Regions from separate parts of the Homo sapiens genome. Here region 1 is linked to region 2. The links are chromatin contacts, found by Hi-C in ENCODE. All regions are on one chromosome and are shown on one strand. Each heading gives the region's core, a stretch centred on a gene start or an enhancer-like site at or near the end of the contact. The rest is flanking DNA. Distances are from core to core; before and after follow the strand shown. Region 1 overlaps OVCH1-AS1 (OVCH1 antisense RNA 1). Region 2 holds the start of FAR2-AS1 (FAR2 antisense RNA 1).

Evidence for each region. Hi-C counts contacts between places; a loop is a spot of excess contacts on that map. Pooled maps may share reads with other maps.
Region 1: a pooled map shows a loop between it and region 2 (6-fold over the local background). The contact joins the enhancer-like site here to the promoter of FAR2-AS1 in region 2. A Hi-C loop is called at or near these places in 7 of 168 maps with a recorded cell type or tissue (CD4-positive, alpha-beta T cell, CD4-positive, alpha-beta memory T cell, CD8-positive, alpha-beta T cell and 3 more), 12 of 37 single-sample maps with no recorded cell type and 14 of 50 pooled maps.

The regions. Positions count from the first base shown.
Region 1 is chr12:29,425,757-29,431,870 of GRCh38, reverse strand. The region is part of intron 1 of OVCH1-AS1 (OVCH1 antisense RNA 1); the gene reads right to left. It also overlaps a transcript of OVCH1 not described here. Among named protein-coding and RNA genes, the nearest start is that of OVCH1-AS1, 40 kb to the right of the region's middle. Within about 2 kb of position 2,995, at least 3 of the 41 ENCODE cell types and tissues checked have a DNase peak (open chromatin) inside an H3K27ac peak, as active enhancers do.
Region 2 is chr12:29,315,695-29,321,496 of GRCh38, reverse strand. FAR2-AS1 (FAR2 antisense RNA 1) reads left to right here and starts at 3,649. Exons shown (of 7, transcript NR_103860.1): 1 at 3,649-3,789. FAR2 (fatty acyl-CoA reductase 2) reads right to left here. Exons shown (of 12, transcript NM_001271783.2): 9 at 4,485-4,656.

The DNA of each region.
Region 1 (6,114 bases), core at 1,746-4,245, 110 kb before region 2:
TGTATGAGTAGGGGTTAACTCAGGTAAGAGACTCTTATTACATATATTCATTCTGTTTTTCAGATAAACATAGAAAACCTTTAATGTAGACATGTTTTTCGTGACAGAAGAATTATAATAGATTTATATACCCCATGTGTGAGGTTTATTCAAGATCTGACTCATTTTGTGTTCTTAAGATTGCAGATAAAACACGCTATGAGAAATTATGATATGTCTATGTGAATAAGAAATATAGAGCCATTATAATTTATATGAGGTAGTTAGTAGCATGGAAAAATGGTCACAATAAATTAAATAGGGGGAAAATGTTGTAATGGTATAAAATGGAATACAATTTTTTAAACATATACAGCATAGAAAGACTTTGCAAGATTTACATTAAAACATGAATATTGGTTGCTTAAAGGAGGGACTATAGGAGGATTTTTTTTTTGAGACAGGGTCTTGCTCTGTTCAGGCTGCAGTGCAGTGGTGTGATCATGGTTCACCGCAGCTTCAACCTCCCAGGCTCAAGTGAACCTCCCACCTCAGCCTCCCAAGTAGCTGGGATCACAAGTACACACCACCATACCTGGCTAGCACTTTTGTTTTTTTTGGTAGAGACGAGGTCTTGCTGTTACCCAGGTTGGTCTCAACCTCCTGGGCTCAAGCAATCTTCCTGCCATGGACTCCCAAAGTGCTGGAATTACAGGCGTGAACCACCATACCCAACACAACTTTTTATCTCCTCCTTTGGACTCTATTTTTGAAACTTTCTATAATGAGCATATATGCATTGCTTTTATAATCAGAATAAAGAAATATGTTATAAAAGTTTAATTGGGTGTATTGACCCTGAATGTTCTTATTCTATATTCCATGAGAGGAAAAATTAAATACAATCATAGCCTTGGGAGATTGCTTGGTGCCTTAGCAAACCGTTTCTGCCTGGACTCACAGGGGTACTCTGGGAGGGCAGCTAGAGGTACTGGGAAAAGGCCACATGGAGAAGGAACTCTCCAACTGAACTTTGTAACAATTTGAACTGATCAAGAAGCCTCCTGGCCAGAACTCAAGGGAGGGTGTTAATCTGGTGTGCAGACTCCACAGGCAGGAATAGAAGGAAAGCCATACTTGATTTCGCAGCTGGGAGGTGGGTAGCCTGGGACAAATTCTCCAGCTCTGCTCACCCACTGCCTGGAAACAGACTCAGTGCTTTTGGAGAGGGCATGGTGGAAGTGAGACAAGCCCTTTGGATTGTGTGGAGCTGGGTGAGGTCTGTGACTGTCAGCTCTCCCCCAGTTTCCCTGAAAACCTGCATGACACAGCAGAGACAGTCATAATCCTCCTAGGAATGTAACTCCATTGACCTGGGAACCTCACCCCAATCTCCCACAGCAGCTGTAGCAAGACCTGGCCAAGGAGAGTCTGAGCTCAGACACACTTAGCCCTGCCCCCACCTAATGGTCCTTCCCTACCCACCTTGGTCACTGCAGAGGGCATATACTCTTGGGAGTTCTAGGGGCCCGCCTATCACCTGTTCCTCCCCATTCGACCACAGCTGGTGCTCTCTGGAAAATGCCACCTCCTGGCAGGGGGCCAACCAGCACAAAAATAGTGCTAATGCTATTTCATAAATGATATTGAAGTTATGTTTTATGCAGTTATGGGGGAAGTGAAATATTACTATGGCATTTGCAAATTTAGAGAAGTCCTAAAGATCTTAGGTCACATCTCTTGAATATCAAGTGTCAATTCACACACCTCTAGACTGAAGATAATAATACCTGTATCTTATGATTGTGAAACCTAAATAAGATCATGTATGAAATAGGAGTGACAAAAATAAATTGAAATGTAGACGTGGTGTGACTTAATGGATTTACAGTTTGTGATTTAAGGTCAAATAATTCAGGCTGTTTGCTTTTGAAGTGGGGGTCCGTTTTTCCAAACAGAAGTCATTTAAACATAAGTAAGGATCTGTGGATACCAAGAAGCAATGATAGGAATTAATAAAGTATGCTACAGTTTAGGTTTTAATGACCTACTTGTAGACATTCCAATTAGATTCAAGTAACTTCTCTTTTTGATTATTGTATATTTTTTCTCTTTGTCTCAAGGATGTCCAGTATTGGATTTGATTCCAGTGACTTCTGTTGAGATCACATCTCTTGATTATCCTAACAGTTAACTCAACATGCTGAATTACACTTGGACTTTTTATTCCACAACAGTAAATAAAATGAAGGCCATGATTAAAGACTTTATAACAGAAGAATCTTTGAACTGTGATTGGGATTATATAATATTTATGATAGACCATATCAGCAATCAATTCTACTTTGTAAATTTATCTTTCTTAAATGGCCTACACTAACTGGCACCAAGTATTTATATAATGAATATACATGTAAAACATGACCTACATTGGCCTTGGGAACAATAGCATTTGTTGTCAGTGATTTCTCATCAGATCCTTCATTAGAATCCTATAGCATTATTGAGCACAGTTGGATGAGTATGAGATCACACTCACTGGATCTTTATTCCTTCCCAATCCTGGCTTGTCTTGACTTTTTAGTACAAAAATTCCTATCTCATTTAACCATTAGTTGGCACTCTTGGTTTTGTCCAGATGCCATATGTTTTAAAGGATTTTATTTCCTAAATGGCATTTTTAGATGGTAACTTTTTTGAAAATGTATTTACTCAGTGTTACCAGTATCAGGTTTTATACTCATAATATAGATGGCCCTTTTTAGACCTCAGATAAATTAAAGTGGAGAAAAGTTCCATTAGCCAGAATAATCTTTACCGATGAGTGGTGCTGAGGACTAAGAAATTAATGGTTGGAGGTGCTGGGAGTCAAACTCAGGGCCTTGTACATGAGAGGCACCTGTCTACCAGTGAGCTACACTCACTTACCAAGCTTGAATAATCTTTAGAAATGTATTGGTCACATAGTGTCTGTCATGCTTGAGCATTTGGCAGTATTCCATCATGAGACTGACTCATAGAGGGAAACTTTTTGAAACATTTTGTAATTGAGTATTGCATCAACTTCTCTAGTTTCCTCTTAGTTCTGCCACTTAGGACACCATTAAAATCCATTTATTGCACAGGTCAAGAGGAGGATTTTGATGCTTTCTTTTTCCAGGGACCTTGACCCCTCCTATGATAGTTCCAGATTTATAACACCATTAAGTTCAGAATTTTGCTTTGAAGTTCCAAAGTTGCCTAACTTTCCTATCAGTAAGTATGGCTCTTATTAGATTATAAAGCAATTGGGGTATGGAGGAGGGGAAGATTTATAAGTTCAAGCTATTGGTTTTCCTTAAGATGAACCATGGGTCTCCATAGCACCATACTCTTCAACCCTAATTCCTGTCAATACCCTTTCACCAAAGACCCTAGAAATGTACCTGTAGTTGAACAAATTGCATTTTGCACTCATTGCAGAGAGGGAGTATACACACCATGGAAAACCATGGGGTATCTCAGTAAGAAGGTGTTAGAAAAACCTATAATAGAGGTAGAGCTTTGGGTAATTTTGGAGAGGGTCTAAGGAAATGGACTTTGTTCTGAATTGGTTTCTGTCAGGAAGTAGAGCAATTTTACGATGGCTATCTCAGTCAAAAGGAGGCCTGGCTAGAGTAAGGATAAAACTGTAACTGGTAAAGCAGTAGCAGTTCCTCATTTTAGCCAAGAGAGGGAGGAGAGTGGTATTTTGGTGGTTGCACACAGCCGTTTTTTGTCTTACCTTATCATAGACTAGCACCGCCCTGTCTGCTGTTGATGTCCTGTGAGACAGTGTATGTCCAACAGGAAAATAACATGGTCCAGCTGCGAGCATCAGACCAGGTTCTCTGTATGTCAGGGACTGCTTTTCTCTTTCTCACTCTTTAATATTCTCCAAACTGGTAACATCATTCCTCTTTAAAAGCTCAGATTAATCAAAATTTCAGAGGTGTCAAATGATTACAAATGAGACAACCTGAATTTCTGTAATGAGCCTGTGTAATTCTATATAACAGTGAAGGGATTTGCATTTATTTGTGAGCTCGCACAATTTTACTTCAATGAACCATGCAATTTCTGTAAAGATTTTGGACCTAATGAATATAGACCCCTGTTGCTACTCTCCTGGCTTCCCCGTTAGCTAGGCTATCACCCCATTCAAGCTGCTATAACAAATACCATAGACTGAGTGGTTTCCAAACAACAAATATTTATTTCTCACAGTATGGAGGCTGAGAAGTCCAGGATCCAGGTGCCAGCAGATTTGGTGCCTGCTAAGGGCTCACTTTCTGGTTCTTAGGCACAGCCCATTCTCACTGGGTCCTCACATGGAGGAAGAGGCCTCTAACCAAGCACATTCTGTCTCAAGTTTCACGTCCTCAATCATTCAAATGCTACCTTACCTGAGACCTCCTCTATCATACAATCTAAATAGCCTTCCTTAACCTTTTCTTCTAGGGATTGATCATGGCCTGATGGAGTATTATCTTTCATTCATTTATAATTTGTCTCTTCTACCAGAATTAAAATTTCCTGGCAACAGAACTTTGTCTCTTTTGTTCTTGCTGTATCCTCAATGTCTAAAGCACTGCTTGACAGAAAATATTTGATTTTTAAAAGAAAAAGTGGAAAAAATGGCCCTGAATGAGGGAAGAGCTTGGTAACTTAGGGAACTGTCAGAGGTCAGAGTGACTAGAGAGAGATTGAGCAAGGACAGACTAGAATGAAGTGGGGTGGTGGAGCAGAGAGGCTTTCTCCAATTGTGCAGCTCAGGCTATGATAGTGACTTTGGATTTTATTCCAGTTCAATAGGAGGTCATCATAAGTTTTGACAGGGGAGTAATTTGAAGGCTGATCTGGAGTGACAAAGTGAATTGTGTCTATAGTTATGAGGCTCTTGTCTACACCTGCACTGTCCAATCCATGTTGCTATTTAAATGTAAATTAGTTAAAATGAAGTAAAATGTGACAATACCAACATTTCAAGTGCTCAGTAGCTACATGTAGCGAGTGACTACCATATTGGACAGCAAAGATATAGAAAGCTCCATCATTGCAGAAAGTTCTATTGCACTGTTTTAGACAATAGATGATGTTGCTTTAGAGGAGGATAACAATAATGGAATGCGAGTGAAGTAGACAGATCTGGAGATAGAATGGAGAGGATTTCCTGATGGATTGAATATGGAATTCAGTATGCAAATCAAGAATGACTCTTAGGTTTATGATGTGAGACACTGGAGAAAGCATTTATGGAGATGGAAAATATGACAGGGAGAAAAAGATTTATAGAGAGATATCTGTTTGGGCCATGCTAAAAACATTGCTCTGATATATCCAGATTGAGTTGCCACTAGTTAGCTAGAGATAGAACTCTTGAGCTAGTGGAGGATTTGGAGCTATAGATATCAATTTGGGACTTTTCAGTTTCTCACTAATTTAGTTATCCTTTCTCCTACATCGTCTATCTTCTCTATCATTCTCATCAGTTTCAAACATGTTCTAATATTATCTATCATTTAAAACAAACTAAAACTAATGTAAGTCAGCAATTATCCCATTTCTCTGCTTCCTTTTAAAGCAAAATTTCTCACTTTTTAAAGGGTTGATGGATTTAGGAAGTTTATGGGATCAATGGCTTAGAAGGTCATGGTGAGATTAAATAATTGTAGCAAAGAAATATTAATATACTTAGGAGGTGGTGATTTAGAAAGTGGGATGTTTGAACTAATTCCAGAGGTGTCAAATGATTACAAATTCAGAGCAGCGATAGTAAAGAATTAAAAGATAAAGGGAATCATAGTACCATAGTACTAGCTGAGTCTCACAAGTTCTTTACTTGTTGGTGTGCAATCTGGTTACTAAATATTTTGAATATCCCCCTTGGTCAAACACAAATTTAAGGAACGTTGGCAAACTGGAGTGCATCCAAAGAGCATAATGAGCAGGATGTAGAAGGGTGTGGACATCCTGGGCATGTTTACCTTGGAGAAGAGAGAAGACAGAAGGATCATAATTCTTTTTAAATATACATGGAATTCTCATGGAGAGGTTCTCAGGCCATGTACAAAACTTGTTCTGCTTAATATTATCTAATAACTTATTAAATATTTA
Region 2 (5,802 bases), core at 2,400-4,899:
GAATGACATACTGTTCATTTTTTGAATTCTGATGTAGACAATTAGAAAACTTTCTCATCTTTCTTTTTGAGACAGGGTCTTACTCTGTCACCCAGGCTGGAGCGCAGTGGGGCCCAGCTAATTTTTTGTATATTTTGTAGATAGGGTTTTGCCATGTTGCCCAGGCTGGTCTTGAACTCCTGGGCTCAAGGGAGCCAGCTGCCTTGGCCTCCCAAAGTGTTGGGATTGCAGGCATGAGCCACTGCACCTGGCCTTATTTCTCATTTTTATTGTACTTTCTTGTATTTTAAGAAGTTGATAGGATCTGAGGTCTTAGTATGTAACTTTTGGGCAGAAGTGTTGACTGTATTAGTGTTTGTTGAATCAAAAGCAGTTGTCAATCATAGTGGAGATTAAAAAAAAAAAAAACTTCTTGTTGATAACCTATTCTGTGTTAGGCACAGTCCTGATACTTTCACAAAGTATTCTCTCTGCTAATTTTGATATCATCTTTGTTAGGTAAGTCTGCAGTTTTACAAATGAGTAACATAAGCTTAAGATAAAAAGTGTCAAAGTCAAATTCCAACCCAGTTTTAACTGACCTCAAAAAACCTGCGCTGTGTAATCTCACTACCCTGTGTCCCATTACACAAGATGAACCACACTGTCCAATCTTGTGGTCAGGACTTGGACCAGATCTTCTTTGTGCACCTCCCAACTTTATAACAATTTACAAAAAACTTTCATATACAATCTTACTTGATCCTAACAATATGGCTGTAAGATAGTCAGGATGTATATTATGTATCTCCATTTTACAGAGAGATTATGCTCAAGGTCCCATAGCTAATCCCCAACCTAGGTCTTTTAGCTACAAGTCACTTTTGGCCTGTAAAGCACTTGATTTGTAGTTAACCAGTCTTGGCAGTAGTGATTACTATAGTTGGCTCAGTAATTATGATGCTATTGTGGGGATTTGGTCTTACTTCTGGTCAAAGTTAATGCCCATGTACTTAATGACTCATGAGGTATTTCTCTTACTGTATCATAGGAAATTTCTTAGGCATGAGGTAGACATCATTGTGCCTGATATAAGCACCATAATAGGGTTCCACTTTACTATTATCTAAATCTTTAGTCATTCTCCAACTCTGATGCAATTGATATGATTTCAATACATTTATTTTAATTGTTAAAAATAACGGTTGGACATGATATCATTGGATGTACAGAACTATATCAACCTAATGATATGTTTTAGAAAATATACTTGTATTACTCCCAGATAGAGAAGGTCTTTATTGTTTGTCTGAGACAGGGTCTCGCTTTATTGCCCAGGCTGTAGTGCAGTGGCTCAATCATGACTCACTGCAGCCTTGACCTCCTGGGTTCAAGCAATCTTCTGCCTCAGACTCCTGAGTAGCTGGGACTACAGGCACATGCCACCATGCCTGGACAACGTTTTTAAATTTTATTTTTGTAGTGATGGGGTCTCACTATGTTGCCTAGTCTGGTCTTGAAGTCCTGGGCTTAAGTGATACTCCTTCCTCAGCCTCCAAAATTGCTGGGGTTACAGGTGTGAGCCACCACACCCAGCCAAGAAGGTCTTCTTAATACCCAAAATGCAAAAGCTGAAGGAAAACAATGATTGATTCATTTTACCACATAAAAATTTTAAACATCTTTAGTATTAATAGGGATTATTATATTCTAAGCACTCATATTAAACTATATAAAATAGGTTACGATTACTGTGCCCATTTTACAGAATAGGAAGTTAGGATTTAGAGAGATGAAGTAATTTAGGGCTCTAATGGCTAAATTGGTGAAGCCAGGATTTAAATCCTATAAGCCTGACTCCAAACTCCATGTTCCTAAGCCCTGCATTATATGTATCTTCACTCATATTACAAAAAGCTTTATAGTCAAAGCTAAAAAGAAACAGACCTGGAGAAAATATATGAAATATGTATTCACACACACATGTTCCCATACATTAATAAGGACAACCCAATAGGAAAATAGGGAGCAGAAGCAGGCAGCACACAGAGGGGAAAACTTAAATGTCCAATAAATGAATGAAAGTCCAGCCCCTCCAGCAATCATGAATGCAAATCAAAAAAACAAAAAGATGTCATTCCTTATGAGTTTGACAATTCAGAAGTTGATTTTTACAAAGTATTCTTACCCCCATTAAGAGGGTAAGACATACTGTTTTGTACCCCTTGGCCGGGCGCGGTGGCTCATGCCTGTAATCCCAGCACTTTGGGAGGCCGAGGCGGGTGACTTGCTTGAGGTCAGGAGTTCGAGACCAGCCTGGTCAAGATCGTGAAACCCCATCTCTGCTAAAAATACAAAAATTAGCCAGGCACAGTGGCGGGCGCCTGTAATCCCAGCTACTCGAGAGGCTGAGGCAGGAGAATCGCTTGAACCCAGGAGGCAGAGGTTGCAGTGCGCTGAGATCTCGCCACTGCACTCTAGCCTAGGTGACAAAGCAAGACTCCATCTCAAAAAAAAAAGAAAAAAGAAAAAGAAAAAAAAAAGACTTTTGTACCCTTCATACACTGTTGTGGTAGTGCCAATTGACAGTCTCTTCCTTAGGGAGGGTCACCTGGCACTAGTCACAAACTCCACATACTCTTCAATCCAGCAGTCTCCCTCCTCAGCATCCTCTCCTGACACAGGCACATTCTACAAAGAGGCATGCACACTGATATTCATTGCCCTATTTGCAGTAGAAAAAAAAGACAACACCGGGCAGAATGACTTAGATTTTCATGGAAAATTAGTGGAAAAAGTTGTAAAATATGTACAATTGATTTATATACACACATACCCCCCTACTGCAAAGCAAACTATGTACGTCCATATATGGATGTAAAAGCATAGGAGAGTATACACAAGCACACCTGGAGCAGGAAAGGGTCTAGAAGGATTTCAGCTTTTTCTGCCATAAAGATTATTGCTAAAATACATACCACACAACAAACCAACCCATTTCCCACAAATATTACTGTTTGACTTCTCACAAGATACATATAGATTTTTATTGTGTCTCTTCCTTCTGTGTTTCTCTTTTTTCCTAACTGAACTTTGTTCTTTATGCAGGCCCTCTTCCAATCCTGATATATTTTAAAACCTTTAGCATTTCTGCCTACAATATTTGGGTTTTCTTCTTTTCCTGTCTTTATTTAATAAGCCCCATACAAATATTTTCCCCATAATCACAATGTTTCCTTTTCACCTTGCTCAAGAACTGAGTTATGAGCTCCAAATGAGGTCTTTAAAAATTTAGATAAACTCTACATTGGCTAAGTTTTAGTCATTTGCACTGCTAATAAAGATGACAAACACGCTGAAGAAGACTTCCTCCCTTATAAAGGGGCTAGCACAGAAGGCAATACTGTTCATACTTCTGATTCTTGATCACGAGAATTGCCTTAGGCAATTATAACAATGACTCCTCTGACACATAATATTATTCAAGCGAGACAGATAAAGGCGTATGTCCTGTGTCACACAGCTAGGTGGTGACAGCTGCCTTAGCATCAGCACACTGTGTTCCCTCTAATTTCTTCACTCATCTCTAGGTGGCAGTAAATCTGGTTCCGAATACTGACTTTGAGACTCGGCTTTCTCCACATCCTTCCTGTCACTTCCTTTGAGACTAATTCAGATTCTTTCCTTAGCTTCTATTTCCCCATTTGTAAAATTGGGATGATGAGGACATCTTCCTTGGGTAGCTGTGACAATGAAAATGGGATCATCATGCATCAGCCTTAGCCCCACGAGTGCCACAGTAAACTCTCAGTAAGTGAGGTTGTCATCATTATTGTATATTTAAGATTATCTACCTATTCAGAAAACCCTAGTGACAGAGTCTCAATTGCTTTTCTTTTCGCATGAATGATTACTTGCTGAATTCATCAACCTCTTTAACATTTACCTTCCTTTATTGTGCTGGAACATTTTTAATGTCTTTTGTGGCTTCTCACTATGACTGCTTTGTTCAAAACTTATACAGGTCGAGTATCCTTTATGTGAAATACTTGGGCCAGAAGTGTTTTGGGTTTTGATTGTTTTCAGATTTTGGAATATTTGCATATATGTAATGAGCTATCTTGGGGATGGGACCCATGTCTAAACACAAAATTCATTTCTGTTTCATACACACTTAGCCATATACACAGAGCCTGAAGGTAATCTTACATAATATTTTAAATAATTTTATGTATGAAACAGTTTTGAATGTCTTTTGACTGTGACCCATCACATGAGGTAAGGTATGTGGAATTTTCCACTTGTGGCATCATGTCAGCACTCAAAACGTTTTGGATTTTGGAGAATTTCAGATTTTGGATTTTCAGATTAGGTGTGTTCAATCTGTATATATGGGTAAGATTCAGTTGTCTCCTTTAATCCTCGGCTGAAGGAAGCACTAAAGATTTTGGGGCCTTAATCTCCCATGCAGTGACACTCTCAAAGCCATTGACTCAGCTTCTCACCTGGGCTTCCTTCCAGTGAGCCGCAGATAGCAGTCATAGATAATGGCAGGGGCCCGGTGGCTGACCGCATTCCAGTACTGTGATGTGAAGCTGTTGCTGGTAAAATTAGCATTTGGCCTCCTGAAAGGTCTCTCAAATGGGATTTTTTCAAAGGTTGCCAAGACTTGGACTCCTGGGGAAAAAAGAAAGTAAGTGCTAGAGGAGAAAAGGAGAATATAAGTCCATCATAGTGGAAAGCATTTGTAATGGGTCAAAACAATAAAGACGAAGGATTTGCTGTGTAGAGTCAAGAATCAATTTCTGAGAACAATATAAAGATTTTTGTGCTGGGCAAATGGTTATCTGCAAACTGAAACAGTGTGAATGGGTTAATAATTGGATTCTTTAGTTGAAGCATTTACTGTAAAACAAACTATTGGGGAAACACTTGTCAATACAAGGAGGTACTGTTCAGAAAAACATGAATCTGCCTTTAATTCTAAGGTCATCCAGTCTATTCTGAAAGCCCCAAGACAGAGGCGAGAGACCTTATTTCCCTGGCTGGACCATTACTTTCAGAACCATTTAGAAAGTTTCTTAACATTTTATTTGAATCTTTATTAAAGGTTTAAGTAAAAGATTGTAAAGATTCTCAAGGCAAGATTTCTTTGTGTTAGTCTACTTCAAATACTTCTCTGGGAATATGTTAGACTCAATTGTCCACTCTGGTATCCAGAGTTTTATTCATAATAGTATTTTTCTTTTTATATTATTACTTAGATTAAGCTTAAGAACTTTTTATGTACATTTGTGAATTCAGTAGTTGTTTCCAAAAGATATTCATTTGAATTCAATTTTATTTAATGTATGTAGGTTTTTTTTCAAAGCATATGCCTAAGCTCATTATTCAATTATGATGATATCACTTATTATGGTAATATGATTATTGCCCTCCTTAAAAAAATACCAGCTAAAATCTGTCTGAAAATATAAATCCTATACAAAGAAGAGTCTCAAGAATCACCTGGTTCATAGGCATTTATTGAAACATTTGTGGCATTATTAAAACATTTGGTTCTGATAGCGTAAGAGATTCTGATCTCAACACTGACATTCTGATGTATATATCCATATACCTGTTCAACATTTCCATCTGGATGTGTAATAGACATTCACATTTAACAGCTCTAAAATTGGCCTCCTGATACTCCCACTACCAACCACCCCCTTCCCAATGCATACACAAACTTGCTTCTTCACTAATCTTCTACCTCTAACCAAATGGTAATTCAGTTTTTTTAGTAGTTCAGCCAAAAACTTTGGGGTCATCCTTGATTCT